2 separate regions of the Homo sapiens genome follow, and region 2 is linked to region 1. The links are chromatin loops, found by intact Hi-C in ENCODE. Cell type or tissue: A673. All regions are shown on one strand. Links, peaks and the distances in the headings refer to the core of each region. The heading gives the core; the rest is flanking DNA. Region 1 overlaps LINC02366 (long intergenic non-protein coding RNA 2366). Region 2 overlaps LOC107987435 (a long non-coding RNA gene).

Region 1 (7,387 bases), core at 3,021-5,520:
TCCCTAATTCTTTAACTCTAGTTATGTAATCTACATAAATGAGTTATTTTCAGAAGTTTTTGCACACTGTATATGTTATCTGTTCACATTTACTGTAATTCAAGAAGCACTGATCAAATTTCACTAGGACTAACCGGAATAGCTTTCTTCCTTTACATGAGGTCAGTTAGGTTACAGGCTTCTTATTAAAATGCAAATAAATATCATCAGTAATTAGTAAATGACAGGGAGTATTATAAACTTCCATAATGATTCTATGCCATTATGACACTATAGAAAGTTAAGAAAATTTAACATATGAATATATTAACTCCTGATGTTCATTATACCATAGACTTGGGAACACTGTACATAAGAGAAAAGAGTAAAAATATAGTGTCAGAGGCTGGAGGCAGGAGGATCACTTGACCCCAGGAGCTCAAGACCAGCCTAGGCAACATAGCAAAACCCTGTCTCTACAAAAAATACAAAATTAGCCAGTTGTGGTGGTGTGAGCCTATAGTCCCAGTTACTTGGGAGGCTGAAGTGGGAGGATCACTCAAGTCCAGGAGATGAAGGCTGCAGTGAGCTGTCATTGCACCACTACACTCCAGCTTGGTTGACAAAGTAAGATTCTGTCTCTCAAAGAAAAGATAAAACAATACACACACACACATAATCTGTAAATTAAACAATAAATAAAACTAACATGGTTGTCTGAATTGACTTCCTAAAAAAGAAAAAAAAAGGAAAAATAGTAGAATTATAGAATCAATCAAGTATTAATTTCAGCTTAAAGATGAATTTTTCTTTTCTCTATAACCCTTAGTTTCCTTTAATAGGAGAGTAACAGAATTGGAGCAGCTTACCACACTTTTCGTGGAGGAGCTATACATATTACAATGTTTTCTTTCATCAGTCTGATTAATTCTGGAAAAAAGTTTTGATAAAATGTCCTGCATAGCTCATTTTTCTGTGACATTTTCTTTCACTATGACTTTGTTCAATCCTCTCAATTACCCTGTGGGTAATTATTCTCCAACTCTTGCTTGTTTATCAGATGATAGTGATGTCTTTTACCTTCCTTTCCCTCACTCCCTCTTTGCTACGTGTAACATGGTCGCAGTTTCAGGTGGCAGAATTACATTATGTTACATTACTTTTGCACATTGCACAATGTACTCAGTAACTAATTTCCAATGCAGGTCAGTCCCTGATCTGAGAGTAAAAGTAAATAAATGTAATGCTGCCCTTTGTTTTCTACTTCATTATCTTCTCTGGCAGGGAGTGCTAGCCCAAGTTCTCTTTCTCCTCTTCTTTGCTAATAGAACCCTGATTTTGTTCAGGGGAATAATGTGCCCAGTGGATCTCAAGTGGGAGCATTTCGGAACTCTTTGCTGGCTGATCTGACTGTCACAGCACTGGAGCTCCCTAACTATTCAGTAAGTGAGGCAGGGCTGCTGGGTATCTTGCAATGGGTGGAGCACCCCCAAAGGAAGACAGAGGAGCCGAAATACAGGAGCCTGTCTACCTCCAGACTTCCCATTATATACAAAAATGAAACTGCTATTTGTTTAAGCTACAGTTAGTCAAGAATTCTATTACTTACAGCTTAACATAATTCTCAATAAGCCCTCCAGTCATGAACATCTGTCCTCTATTTCATATCATTCACCAAAAAAATGCAGTAAATCTCGTATTCCACTTAGGGAAACAAATGCTAGAAGAAAAAGAGATAACCAGGATCTCACCTTGCCATTGCGCATCCTGGTCTTCCCAACCACCTAGGGGAAATGGAGAATAAAGTATAAAATAAGTGCTTTCTTCTTGCCCAAACATCTTCTTGCAGCAAATTCTAAACTGACTTGATAATATGTTGTTCTCATTCTAAGGCAATTACTATAGTAAGTGACTGGAAAACAAAGTAGCTCTTTTCTATTTGCCATACTACATCCATTTGTCATGTATCATCTCAGTGAATATGTAGCATAAAATTATGCTTGACATACATATTCCTTTATGTTATTGATTTTTCACTGTTCAATAGGAATATTATGTTATTGATTTTTCACTGTTCAATAGGAATATTATTTTGTCAACTATATGCACTTGTAATATGGCAGAATGGATTCTTCTTCATCACAAACCCAGTCCCTCATTTATAAGTAAACAGAATAAGGATTTGTAAAGGAAAAAAATATTTTAAGTTTTGGATGATTTTAGATTTCGGAGTGGTTGCCAAAATAATAGAGAGTGCCTGTATACCTTTCACTTACCTTCCTTTTATGTTTGCCTCTTACATAACCATGGTACAACTATCAAAATGAAGAAGTTAGCAGTGGTAGAATACTCTCAACTACACTATAAATTTAATTTAAATTTCCTTTTTTCCACTAGTGTTCATTTACTGTTTCAGGATTCCATGCAAGATCCCACCTTGCATTATTTATAACTTCTTAGTTTCCTCTAATCTGTGAGAGTGTCACAGTCTTTCCTTGTCTTTTATGACCTGTATATCTAAGAAGAGTACTGGTCAGCTGTTTTATAGAGTGTCCTTCAATTCGTGTTTGTCTGATTTTTTTATAACTAAACTGCAGTTATGGATTTTGGAAAGAGTACCACAGAGGTGAAGAGCCCTTCTCCTTGGATCACATCAGGGGGTGCCTGATATCACTGTGTCTTGGTACTTACTGATGCTGTTAACTTGATTACTTATTTAAGATGGTATGTGCCAGCTTTCTCCACTGTAAAGTTTCTACTTTTTGTTGTCCATATGTAAATGGAGTTTTTAAAAGTGACTAAACACTAGGACAAAGACAGAACGTGTCTACCTCTAGGATATTAGCAAGGATTAACCTTTGCAGTGAAAAAGTATGATTTGCTTTCAGATCCTCCATCTGAAGACAACAGGTAGGGAAATTATGGGAGCCCTGCCCTCATCCCCTTTACTGGCCAGTGGCCATCGACTTGCTGTTGAGTATTGGCTACTAGCAACTCACAGCTACCCCATTCTCCAGGTAACTACCCTTAGCAGTGGCTCTCTGACATGAAGGTATAAAAGTCTGGCCTCCCTGCCTCAAGTGAGACTAACTCTATGGAGCAATAGGTGTTCCAGACTTTTCTCTGTGGGGTTAGACTAAGCTAGTCTGCGCGTGAGACCACATTTTGCTTAGCTTTATTCCTTATCTACCCTGCTTCCTAAATCCCCTCTCGGAGAGAGCTCTCAATAAATATTCTTAAAAGCAGTCCCATTTAAGGATTGGCTTCTGAAGAATCTGACCTAACACAATACAACACTTGGAGTTATTTTCCTCTCCACCTTCACATGCAGGATCCAAGACCGCTTTTTTCTCCCTACCCAACAGTAGAGCCCAGCAGTAGAACCACTCGTCAGAATCAATGCAAGAAGAGACAAGTGGTGGCAGTGGATAAGTTGAAAAGATAGAAGGATGAGCCTGAAAAGGATTCAGAGGGGAAGCCGCCTGCCATCTGCCTTGAGTGTTCTCAGCATCAGGAACTAAAACCTTAAATCTTGGATGGAAACTCAAGAAAAAGATGTGCATGCCCCAAAACCCACCACCTTATGAAATCAATACTGGCTGCATTGTGTTTCTTAAACTCGAAGGAAAGGATTGAGAAAATAGTCTCTGGGCTACTCTACAGAAAACTGACTGGCTGACAGATCTTTTGGTGGCAAAATTCTGGAGGATGCAACCATATAAGGAAGAGGCTAAGGAAGAAGAACTAATAAAATAGAATAGCAACAACCTAACAGATAACAACAAATTTAGAAGAGGCTAATGCCATCAAACCTTACTAGAAGAGAGTTTCCGAAGGAGGAGGATGAACAGCAGTTAGTGTCAAATGCAAGCTCATTTTGATACTCATTGAGCTCATTGAAACTTTGAAAGCTAGTTTTAATAGAAAGATGGCATTGGAGACAAAACTCCTGTTGATTGGAGAGTAATTAGAAAGTGGATTCTACAAATCAAGGATTATTTTTCAAGAACTGAGTGAGCTGATACATAACTGGCTTGAGGATTAGGTAGGATTCATTTTTCTCTTTAAATAAAAGAAGATATGACTAGGAGGAAAGGGCAGATGCCAAGAGAAGAAGTACAATTAGATGTTAGAATTATCTAGTTTTCTCTAATTACATAGAATCATTCTGGATAATTATTTAGAATTATTTAAGATAATTTTTTAGAATTATCTAAAATCTAGAGGTAACTAGAGTCAGGGAAAATTAAACTTATAAAATACTAAGCATAATGCTTAAACCCTGGTTCCTCATGATGATTTCCTTGAAAGAAAGAACTTGTAATAATTTGAGCTAGTTTTCATCATATTGTGATTATGCTTCTGTATGTATTCGAGTTTTATTTTCATTAATGATGCTAGGGTGTCACCCTGTGGTAAATGTAAGTATAGCTTTGATGCAACCCACTTTATACATCATCCTATTTCTAGATATCAATTGCAACCATTTTCATGGTCCTTTTATTTTGTTCATAATGTGGCTTCCTACTTTAAGTTTATTTTTAAGTAATATATAACATTGAAAACATATAAGACCAAATATAGAATGTAAGTTACAAAAAGGAATATTAGATAAACTAACAAGAATGAAAAAAATAGGTTCTTAAAACTAAAAACATGATTTTAAAATTTAGCTGAAAACTTTGTAATGACACCTGAGGTTGACTTGTAAATATTTCAATTTTAAATTATGTTTTATATTATTTGTATGTGAAAAATGGTACTTTTTAAAATAACAAAATCCATAAGCATGGAGAGGTTCAAATGATAAATGTACAATAGTTACTATTAATCTTATTCCAAGCACTACTCTTTTAATGTTCATTGCAATAGCGTGACATATAATAGTGCAAACATAACTATGAAAAAATAATTCAATCAAGTATACTCCATTCTTGTTCATTTCATCTGGCTCCTTTTAATCTCTTTTTATTTGATTCAAATAACTTAGTCATTATTATTTGTGTCATTATTTATCATTAGCTTAGTGTAAAAGAGAGATATATAAATTATTTACATGATGAAAGATTTCAGAACTTCAGTGGAATGGGAAGCTTCGTGTCGATGCTATTTCAACAGGATTTATTTCAGTCTACATACTTCCCAAGAATGTCACCATCTCTAAATGAGAACTAATCCTTGTCATCTACTTTGGTGCCTCCATATTCTGGAAGAAGAACATTATCTCTAACGTTCACACGAACTGGTTGAATCTCTCCACCCTTTCCTTTAGAGCCTGATCCAACAGCTACTACTGTGGCTGCCAATACTTTTCCTTGAGATTTTTCCAGAAGCATAATGGCTCCTTTGGTTACAGTTTTGGCGGCACACCTTTCAACCAATACTTAGTCAAAGAGTGGAAGTAACTTTCTAAACACTTGTCCTGCCATGAGCCCTCTATCGCCGACTTTTACTCTGCTCTCATACAGTACTGCAAAGAGAGACTGACTCCCTTGGTCATTATCTTAATCCTGCGGGTCTATGGAATGTGTATCACTTGTTTGTATTACATAATCTATCAGTAAAGACGTCGAATTTAGTACTTCTTTTATGTACTACCTTACTAAGTATATTCGACCCTTACTCAGATGGTCTGTTACCTAAACGCAGTAAGTCACATCACATGTTTCTTTTGCACCCTCTACATAATAGGTATTCAGTAAATACATTCTTAATTTAAGATTAGTAAGTTGAAGAAGGCTTATCTTTACAATTCTATAGAAAAAAAACTTCTTTAATCAATTTAATTAGCATTCTAAAATTGTATTTTAATTGACCAAAGTGACAAGTGTATCAACAAGAAATTGTCCTTTGATTATTTCAATTAACTATTAGAAATGCTATTCAAAATAAGCTAAATATCTCCCTGAAATTTCAATACCACATGATTAAAATAATAAGGCAAGACTCTTGAGAAAGGATAAGAGAAATCTTAGAAATGTTAGGGTGTAGTCGTTGTTAATCTGTACTACTGATTAGAAGAACTGACATCGTATGTAACTGATAAGAGAAATCAATAGACTAAAAAGACAAATATGAAGTGGAATCATGATTTAACAAGTCATGTGCTGAGTAGATTGTCTAGTCAGTTGTTATGTTGGAATTAGGGTTGAAATTGTAATATAATTCTGTTACATCTTGTTCTCTATGGTCTAGGAAAAAGGAAAGGAAAAACATGACTGAAGCAAAAAAGACAATTTAGTTGCTAACATGTCTCAAAACTTTATAACTGTCATCATATCAGACTTACCATTTTCTTGGTTTCAAACTTCTTCCTGGGTTGTGCTCAAAGCCAGCGAGGTAGCTAAAAGAAAGAAAGAAAATATCTTTAAATCAGACTCATACTTCCCTCTCTGCTGTAGAAATTTGGGGATCCTCACTTATATAGCTTGTAGAGAACAATAACAGCATTGCTGCTACCCAGGAATGGCCCCTGGAGTTTGAGGTGGCTTTAACCGGAACATTTCCTTCCTATGATTTACCACCTATTTCATGGTGTTCTGTGTTACTAACAATTGTCAAATGATATATGGATTCTGCTGTCTTCCTTAACTGTGACAAGAATGATAAACAACAAAAGGTTAAGATAACACAAATGTAATTGCCTGATGACCCAAAAACTCTTTTGGGAAAGGATCTAGGAGAACTTTCTGATTTGTCAGTAGAAAAAAAGGAGTCACAAAGGAGCATCAGAGAAAGCATCTATAATAGAGAGACCCACGTTAATGTATAATATCTAATGTAAGATTTAATTTAGTTCATAGAAATTCAATTTAAAAATAAAGATGGATGACACGTTATGCATTCCCTTAGCAAAAACGTTGGAAGTGAGATGTTGGAAGTTGTATAGAGGATCCAGAGAACAATGTGGTGAACAATGGCATTTTTTCACAACACCTCGAAAGGAAAATTAAGACAAACTTGCCTCCATAGAAGGAAATTAGGAAGTAAAAAAAAAAAAATGTTGGTTCTCACATAAACACAAAACATCAAATCCAGTGATTTCCATGAACTCAGGACTTGGCTCCTCCATTTGACCTGGAGCATTATTAAAACTGAAAGAACTTAATTAATTGCTTTCTAAAGAGTTATGCTTGTCTCAAACACTGCATATCCGAAAAAAAGGTTTCTAATGGTAGAAATTGATACTTTACCAATTATCTATGAAAAATTACAAAAATAAGAAAGACCATTTTATAAGCAGGAGAAAGGCTTGATTGAGAGAATACACCCAAAGAAGAAAACTTTTCTTGAGTAACAGAACCCAAGGGTTAAGTGTTTATGTTGTGAAGTCAGATGCAGTGTCAAAATCAATCTTCATCACTTACTAGCTGTGTAATTAGAGCATACTAATTAACCTCTCTAAGCT
Region 2 (7,387 bases), core at 2,590-5,089, 430 kb before region 1:
ATTTGCAAACACCAGCAATGAATGTTTTTATTTCTTATTTCACTAACAAAATAGGTTGACAAGCTTTTAGAACTTTTTGCCAACGTGACAAATGAGGCACAGTTTTAATTTGCTTTTCTCTTATAAGTGAATTCAAATGTCTTTTTATATGGTTAAGGGCCATCTAGCCTGTTTATAATGACCTAGAAGAATAATATCTTCTTTGTCCTCCACAGAGGAAGATTCTCAGTGCCTATCCATAAAGTTTTGGTTTTTCACATGCCACTTTCATCTCTATTTATTAATTGGCACTTAGCCTACTTAATGGGTTGAGGTAAACATTTGCTGGGGCTTTTTGGAAACAGAAGCATGAGACTTTGGCAAAGATCCTGAAATCATTCATTCTGAAAAACCATCATATTAAAATGAAAATTTTGTCATGGTTTCCAACTTAATGCACAAAGTTATTGTTGTATTTTGTTACTGGGATGCCTAATGTGTTGATTAAGAAATGTCAATCTTACTGGACCAGCTACATCAGAATAAAGATTGGGGGTATCTTAAACAAAATAAAATTCTTAAGCCCTAACTGTAGAGATTCTGATTTATGAGATCATAGTTTAGACCCTATAATCTGTATTTTTAGCAAGTTCCTCAGTGATTCAACCAGTAGCAATGTTTGGATGTTTGGAAATCATTGCAACACTTGGAGGTAAACTACTTAGCAATTAGCAAATGGAATCAGTGATTCTGCCTAGTTATATCCCAAAGAGATGAACTTATGTAATCCAGAATTCTATATGATATTATGATATGATATTTCCTCCTTTTATATCCCCTGGCAACCACCATTCTACTTTCTGTCTCTACAAATTTGACTATTGTAAGTGCCTCATATAAGTGGCATCATATTTGTGCCTGGCTTATTTCTCTTAGTGTAATGTCCTCAAGGTCCATCTGTGTTGTAGCATGTGTCAGAATGTTCTTCCTTTTTAAGACTGGGTATATTCCATTCCATGTTTATACCACATTTTGTGTATATATTCATTTGTCAATGGACACTTGGGTTGTTTCTGCCTTTTGGTATTGTGAATAATGCTGCTATGAACATGGGTGTGCAAATATCTAAGTCCTTGTTTTCATTTCTTTTGAGTATATATCTAGAAGTAGAATTACTAGATTGTATGGGAATTCTGTGTTTCAGTTTTGGAGAACCCATCACACCATTTTCCACAACAGCTGCACCATTTGCTGTTTACATTCCCACAAACAATGTACAAAGGTTCCAATTTGTCTCCATGCTTGCCAATACTCCTTCCTTCCTTCTTTCCTTCCTTCCTTCCTTCCTTCCTTCCTTCCTTCCTTCCTTCCTTCCTTCCTTCCCTCTTTCCTTCTGTTGCAGTTTTTCTGCTCCTTAGCTTAGCTAGGTCCAAGTTCTTGTCTCACAACCAGGAAGTAGGCACACAGACACTGGAGAGTGAGTGAAGTAGAAATTATTAAGCAAAAGGAAAGCTCTCAGCAAAGAGGGGATGCTGGGGTGGGGGTTCCCCTACCCGATGGTGGGAAGTCCCCCACGTGGCTGGGTCCAGGGCTTTTTATGGATTCAGAATGGGGAGTGCACGCTGATTGGTTTGTGAGTATGCCAAAATGGTTAAAGCAAGGACACCACTCATAAGTGGGCACAACAGTGTAGAAAACCAATTAGGAAAGGGTAGGTGTATGTAAAACAGGTGAAAGGTGAGGATCAATCAGAGGAAAGTGAACCAAACAGGAAGACAAGTTATCAATCCCATCTGAAATTCAGCTTGTAGCTTGGCTTTCAGGCTTTAAACTGTCTTCTGCTTGGAGGTGGGGTTTCACTGGGTACCCACTCCTATCTGCCTAGGCATTTGGCTGCCTCCTGCCACTCTCACTTATTTCCCCTCTCTCCCTCCCTCCACCCTCCCTCCCTCCCTTCTTTCCTTCTTTCCTTCCTTCCTTCCTTCCTTTCCTTCCTTCTTTTCTCTCTTTTTTCTTTTCTTTTCTCTTCCCTTCTCTTCTTTTTCTTTTCTTTTTTTCTTTCTTTTGATAAAGCCATCCTAATGGGTATGAAGTGGTATCTTACCGTGGAGTTGCATTTCCTTAATGACTAGTGATGTTGAGCATCTTTTTATGTGTTTATTGGACATTTGTATATCTTCTTGGAGAGTGTCTTTGTTCTTTATGAAGATTATTTTGCCTACTTTGATTATTTTGTGTACCTTGAATGTCCATATAAATTTTAGTTGAGATTTTTCTATTTCTGCAAAAACGTTGTGGGATTTTGAATTTTTAGATTGCTTTAAGTAGTACTGACATTTTAACAATATTAAATCTTCCAGCCCATGAACACAGGACGTCTTTCCAGTAAATTTGTATTGTTTTAAGACAGTAAATATGTAGTAAGTTGTTTCAGCAGCAATAAAAAAACTAACACACTGATCAAATAAGTAAATCCATGTTCCATGTGTTCAGTAGTTTAACTGATTTTTTTAATCATGTAAAGATGAAAAGTGTAAATTATTCACCATTAATGTCTGTGACTTCCCACTCATCTCCCCTTACCATAAGCCCATCCTCCAGTCTTGCTGCTGGGAACTCTTCTGCTGTCATTTATGGAGAGAGCCCACGGATCTCCAGCTATCCTGGCTGGGCCTCAGAGCTGTGAGTGGGGCTACTCAAGGTCATACAGTCCCAACTGAGCCGGCCTAGAGGGGAAGGGCCCAGCCAGCCCACAGAATCAACTGTGAGAACGGTCATACATGCTTGTTGTTTTAAGCCACTGAGTTTTGATGTGGTTTGTTATGCTGTAACTGTTAATTGATACATTCTCTCTTCAAATAGGCTTTTTCCAACTGCCCTAAACAAAAAGTCCTCTGGCCTTTAGAATTAGTACGTCCAGGCATTCTGCTTTGTTTCCTTCAAAGCCCTTATACATATCTGAAAGTTTACTTTTACTTTATTTCTTTGGTTGTTTATTTTATGCATTCATCAAGGAGGATAGAAACTTCACCTTCACAGGGACCTGGTCTGACTTGTGTCTTGTGAGGCCACCAGCAACTGTAACAGATCCCAACACTTTGCTCAGTAAATATTTGTTTAAAAACAGCCTGAATTAATAATATGGCTCTGCCGCTTTTCAAATAGTGTTTATTTAATGAGATAAAACTAGGTTTATAATAAATTACATTTTAAAACCAATTTTCCTCATAATCAATGAAACTCACTCCTAGATCTTTTTTCAATATGTCCAAGCTATTGTTGATGTTCAAGATGCTTGTGATTTGTGCTTTTATTGTGGCTTTATAAATATATTTGCTGGAGTTTAAGAAAAACTGTATCAGAGGTTGCTTCTAAATTATAGGGTTTGTTGTTGTTGTTGTTGCTTTTTTTGTCTGTTTTGTTTTTGTTTTTCATTTTTTTGAGACAGAGTCTTGCTCTGTCACCCAGGCTGGAGCTCAGTGGTGCAACCTCAGCTCAATGCAACCTATGCCTCCTGGATTCAAGAGATTTTTGTGACTCAGCCTCCTGAGTAGCTGGGATTACAGGCATGTGTCAGCACACCCAGCTAATTTTTGTATTTTTTGTAGAGATGGGGTTTCTCCATGTTGGCCAGGCTGGTCTTGAACTCCTGGCCTCAAGTGCTCCTCCTGCTTCGGCCTCCCAAAGTGCTGGGATTACAGGCATGAGCCACCGTACCTGGCTCCAATTATAGTTTTAAACGAGAAATTGTCTTATGGCTTCTTAATACTTGAGGTAGTTTATCTTGTCACTTATTTAGCTTTATAGATTCATCCTTGGAAAGTTTAATTTTCCTAAAATCCTTTTCTGCAACTTAAAAATATTGTCAGTAGGTGGCACTCCTGACCCACAACTTGTTATTCTGAATTGCTACAAGAAGCGATTACCTATTGATTTTTGTTCTCTGCAGTCCTCACAGAGCTTCACACCAGCTGGTCTCTCTGCAGACTCAGCCAAAAACAATCTGCTATGACAGCCTTCTTAGTTTTGTATACTGCTATCTTGTTTCTGAATCCAGCTCTCCAGACCTTGGGTTTGGAGAGTCACTGAGATTGGGACTATATGGATTTCAGTCAGAGGGAAGATCCCTCCAAGGCCCTGAGGCTGGAGGGGCCCTGAATGCTTGGGAAACAGCATGGAGTGCAGTGGGGCAGGGGAGGGGTGGGTGAAGGGGAGAGTGCTTGGTGAGGAGGTCAGATGGGGGCTGAGGTAGAGGGTGGTGGACAGATCATGCTGGATCTTGCAAACAGCAATGAGAGCTTTGGATTTCACTCTGAGTGATACAAGGAACCACTTGGAGGGTTTTGGGCAGGGTGCTGACATGATATGACCTGCATATGAATGGGACCACTCTGTAGGGGCTAGCTCAGCAGCAGGAGGCCAGTAGGGAAGCTTCTACAATAATCTAGGTGAGACATGATGGTGGCTTGGGCCGCCACTATCCCAGCTGGTGATGGCAGTGATGATGGGGGCAGATTTCTCCTTTTGGTGCTGTTCTTGTGATAGAGTTCTCATGAGATCTGGTTGTTTAAAAGTGTGTGGCATCTTCCCCTTCTTTCTCTTCCTCCTGCTCTGGATATGTAAGATGTGCCTGCTGCCCCTTTGCCTTCTGCCATGACTGTAAGTTTCCTGAGGCCTCCCCAGCCATGCTTCCTGTACAGTCTGAGGAACCATAAGGCAATTTAACCTCTTTTCTTTATAAATTATTCAGTCTCAGGAATTTCTTTATAGCAGTGTGAGAGTGGATGAATACAGCATGCCACCATGTCTGGCTAATTTTTAAAATTTGTTATAGATGGGTTCTCACTGTGTTGGCCAGGCTGGTCTTGGACTCCTGGCTCCAAGCAGTCCTCCTGCCTTGGCCTCCCAAAGCACTGGGATCACAGGCATGAGCAACTGCACTTAGTAACACTAGTTTTCTTGATCTTGTTGGATTGGCTTGGTTGGCAAAAATTATTTCCTTTCCCATTATATGATTAACTGTTATGTTTAATTTCCAAAGTTAATATAGTATTACATATTTGTTTTATCATTATGGTAATTTTAAGAGATACCTTTAAAGATTTCCTGGAATTCCATGCATATATATCCATTTCCTGAAACTCTGTATCTCAGTTCCCTTATGTGTAAGATGGAGACAATGATGATACCTATTACTAGGACTATTGTGAGGATTAAATGAAATAAGACATGTAGAGTGATTGAACAGTGTTTTGCTCACAGAGTTCAATAAACGTCAACTCTTGTTTGTATTTTTATTACTGTGAGAGATGTAATGTATCTGAAATTAGCTTAGATCATGCAATTATCTTACAGCAACAATCCTAATGACTACTCTATATACTGCTGTGGCCTTAATGTAGAATGAAAGGTAGAAACAAAATTTTAATAATATGGCAGGTATAAGGTAAATGGGGCATCAGATATTAGGGTGAATAGAGATAAAAGCTGTTTGTCTCAAGCACAAATGATAAAGAAGCATATTGCTTATAAAGGACTTAAAACTGTAATGCAATCAATGAAAAGTTAGTCTACTTTTTATTATTATGACAGATTTGCAAGTCAGTGATAGAATACTTCTCTTATTGAGAGAAGACGGTTCCTATCTCCTTCTCTTTTGTTATGCAACATGTACAGGGCATAGAAGACATCTTTTGCCACCTAAGTTTGCCTACAGCTATTATCGGATATGATCCTCTTTATATGAGACTTTAAACTGTGCCTAATACAGCACATGGTATGGCAGGGGTTCAGTCTATATTTAAAAATTGATGTCTTTTTTCTTGAACCCAGGTAAACATTGAAAAATATTTATCTGCATAACTCACTACATAATAAATATTACACTGCTCCAATTCATAAATCATTTCCAAAGGACTCTTAGTCTGTTGCATATTCCTTACTGATGGTGATAAAAATTATTCAGTTTATTCATTTATATTTCTAACATTAGAAGTTCGATGCATAGTCTTTGTATTAGACTACTGCTAAAGACTCAGTAAATCATCTTGAGACATCTACATCATTTGGAGATGGGGCATGCAAAATTTAGAAAACTACTTGTCTTCAATTTGCATCTTTAGTAAAGAGAAACATATTTTAGTCACAATCTAATGTGGAAATCACAATCTAAGGGCATATTGGAAGATCATATGTAGAACTTGGGTTGAAAACTATGTCGAATTTTAGGGACAGGAGTACTTCCTGATTGAGGATTCAGAGATAAGAGTGATGGGTAGGAGACATTTATGAATACCAAATAACAGATGTATGTATTAACTACAATAAACGATTGGTGAATCGATGTTTGATTATTCAGAACTTACATTGCAAATTCAAGTGGGGCGTTCTTTCTGGAGCTATGACAAAGGCAGTGTAAAGTATCTCTACGACTGTAACCATGGTGGAATTCACAATAAGAATTTCAGGGACTGGCCGGGTGCAGTGGCTCATGCCTGTAATCCCAGCACTTTGGGAGGCTGAGGTGGGAGGAACACTTGAGGTCAGGAGTTTTCGCCAACATGGTGAAAACCCGTCTCTACTAAGAATACAAAAATTAGTGGGCATGGTGGCGCAGGCCTGTAATCCCTGCTATTTGGGACGCTGAGGCAGGAGAATCGTTTGAACCCAGGAGGCAGAGGTTGCTGTGAGCTGAGATTGTGCCACTGCACTCCAGACTAGGTGATAGAGTGAGACTCTGTCTCAAATAAAGAAAAAAAATATTCATGGACTGGATGGATTTAATTGGCAAACTTAATTGACTGGGCTGAGAACCAGATTTGTTTGATGGATTTCATCCTCTCAAGCTTGGCCATATGCAGAACACTTTTGCTCGGGTGTTGCTATTAGATGTACTTATAATGACTATCCAAATATAGATGCCGTTAATCATAACCTAATTAAAATTATAACAATATTTGACATTCTCAGATTAGTTTCAAAGCAGTTAGGTATCTGGTTAGCCTCATATCTCAGTATTTTTTATTTGCTTAAAGTAGCACTTTTCCACCATGCAATTTTCCTCTGGCTGAAGTGGAGGATTAGCAGGGCTGTTTTTACATTCTTAATGATCTTCTTGTTTTTCTACATATCCATCATTTCAATGATTAAGATCAAATTATTTCTGGATCAATGTTGATATAAAATATAACAGAAACTCCTATTGGAAGGTCGGTGTGAATGAAGCCCACCTTCCTGTTGACCAGATGCTCATTAACCTGGAGTTGTCTATTCACTTTACCATTTCTCCTATCTAATGTTCCTTGTTTGTTATCTCCCTAAGGGGAAACACTGTACAGCTGTAGTGATAGGCGACTGGCTCCAGAGACCCAGGACAGAGGCCTATGTGAGAGCCATGAACATTATGATT

The links. A loop is a pair of places that touch in the nucleus more often than their neighbours do. Peaks named below come from ENCODE experiments on the same cell type or tissue, not always from the same donor. Only the 100,000 strongest peaks of a DNase experiment are listed, where the experiment ranks them.
Region 2: it touches region 1 in a loop (11-fold over the local background); 93 of 110 quality-filtered maps call a loop at or near these places.

The regions. Positions count from the first base shown.
Region 1 is chr12:10,768,328-10,775,714 of GRCh38, reverse strand. It overlaps LINC02366 (long intergenic non-protein coding RNA 2366), which reads right to left. Exons shown (of 7, transcript NR_120463.1): 2 at 6,269-6,322; 3 at 1,731-1,763; 4 at 849-909. It also overlaps the pseudogene HSPE1P12. Among named protein-coding and RNA genes, the nearest start is that of LINC02366, 22 kb to the right of the region's middle. In A673, for the core only: a CTCF peak has its summit at 4,407; a DNase peak (open chromatin) is centred at 4,384.
Region 2 is chr12:11,196,285-11,203,671 of GRCh38, reverse strand. All of the region lies in intron 1 of LOC107987435 (a long non-coding RNA gene), which reads right to left. It also overlaps the pseudogene LOC100420583. Among named protein-coding and RNA genes, the nearest start is that of TAS2R42, 13 kb to the right of the region's middle. In A673, for the core only: CTCF peaks have their summits at 3,647 and 3,851 (motif pointing right); a DNase peak (open chromatin) is centred at 3,871; H3K27ac peaks cover 290 bases.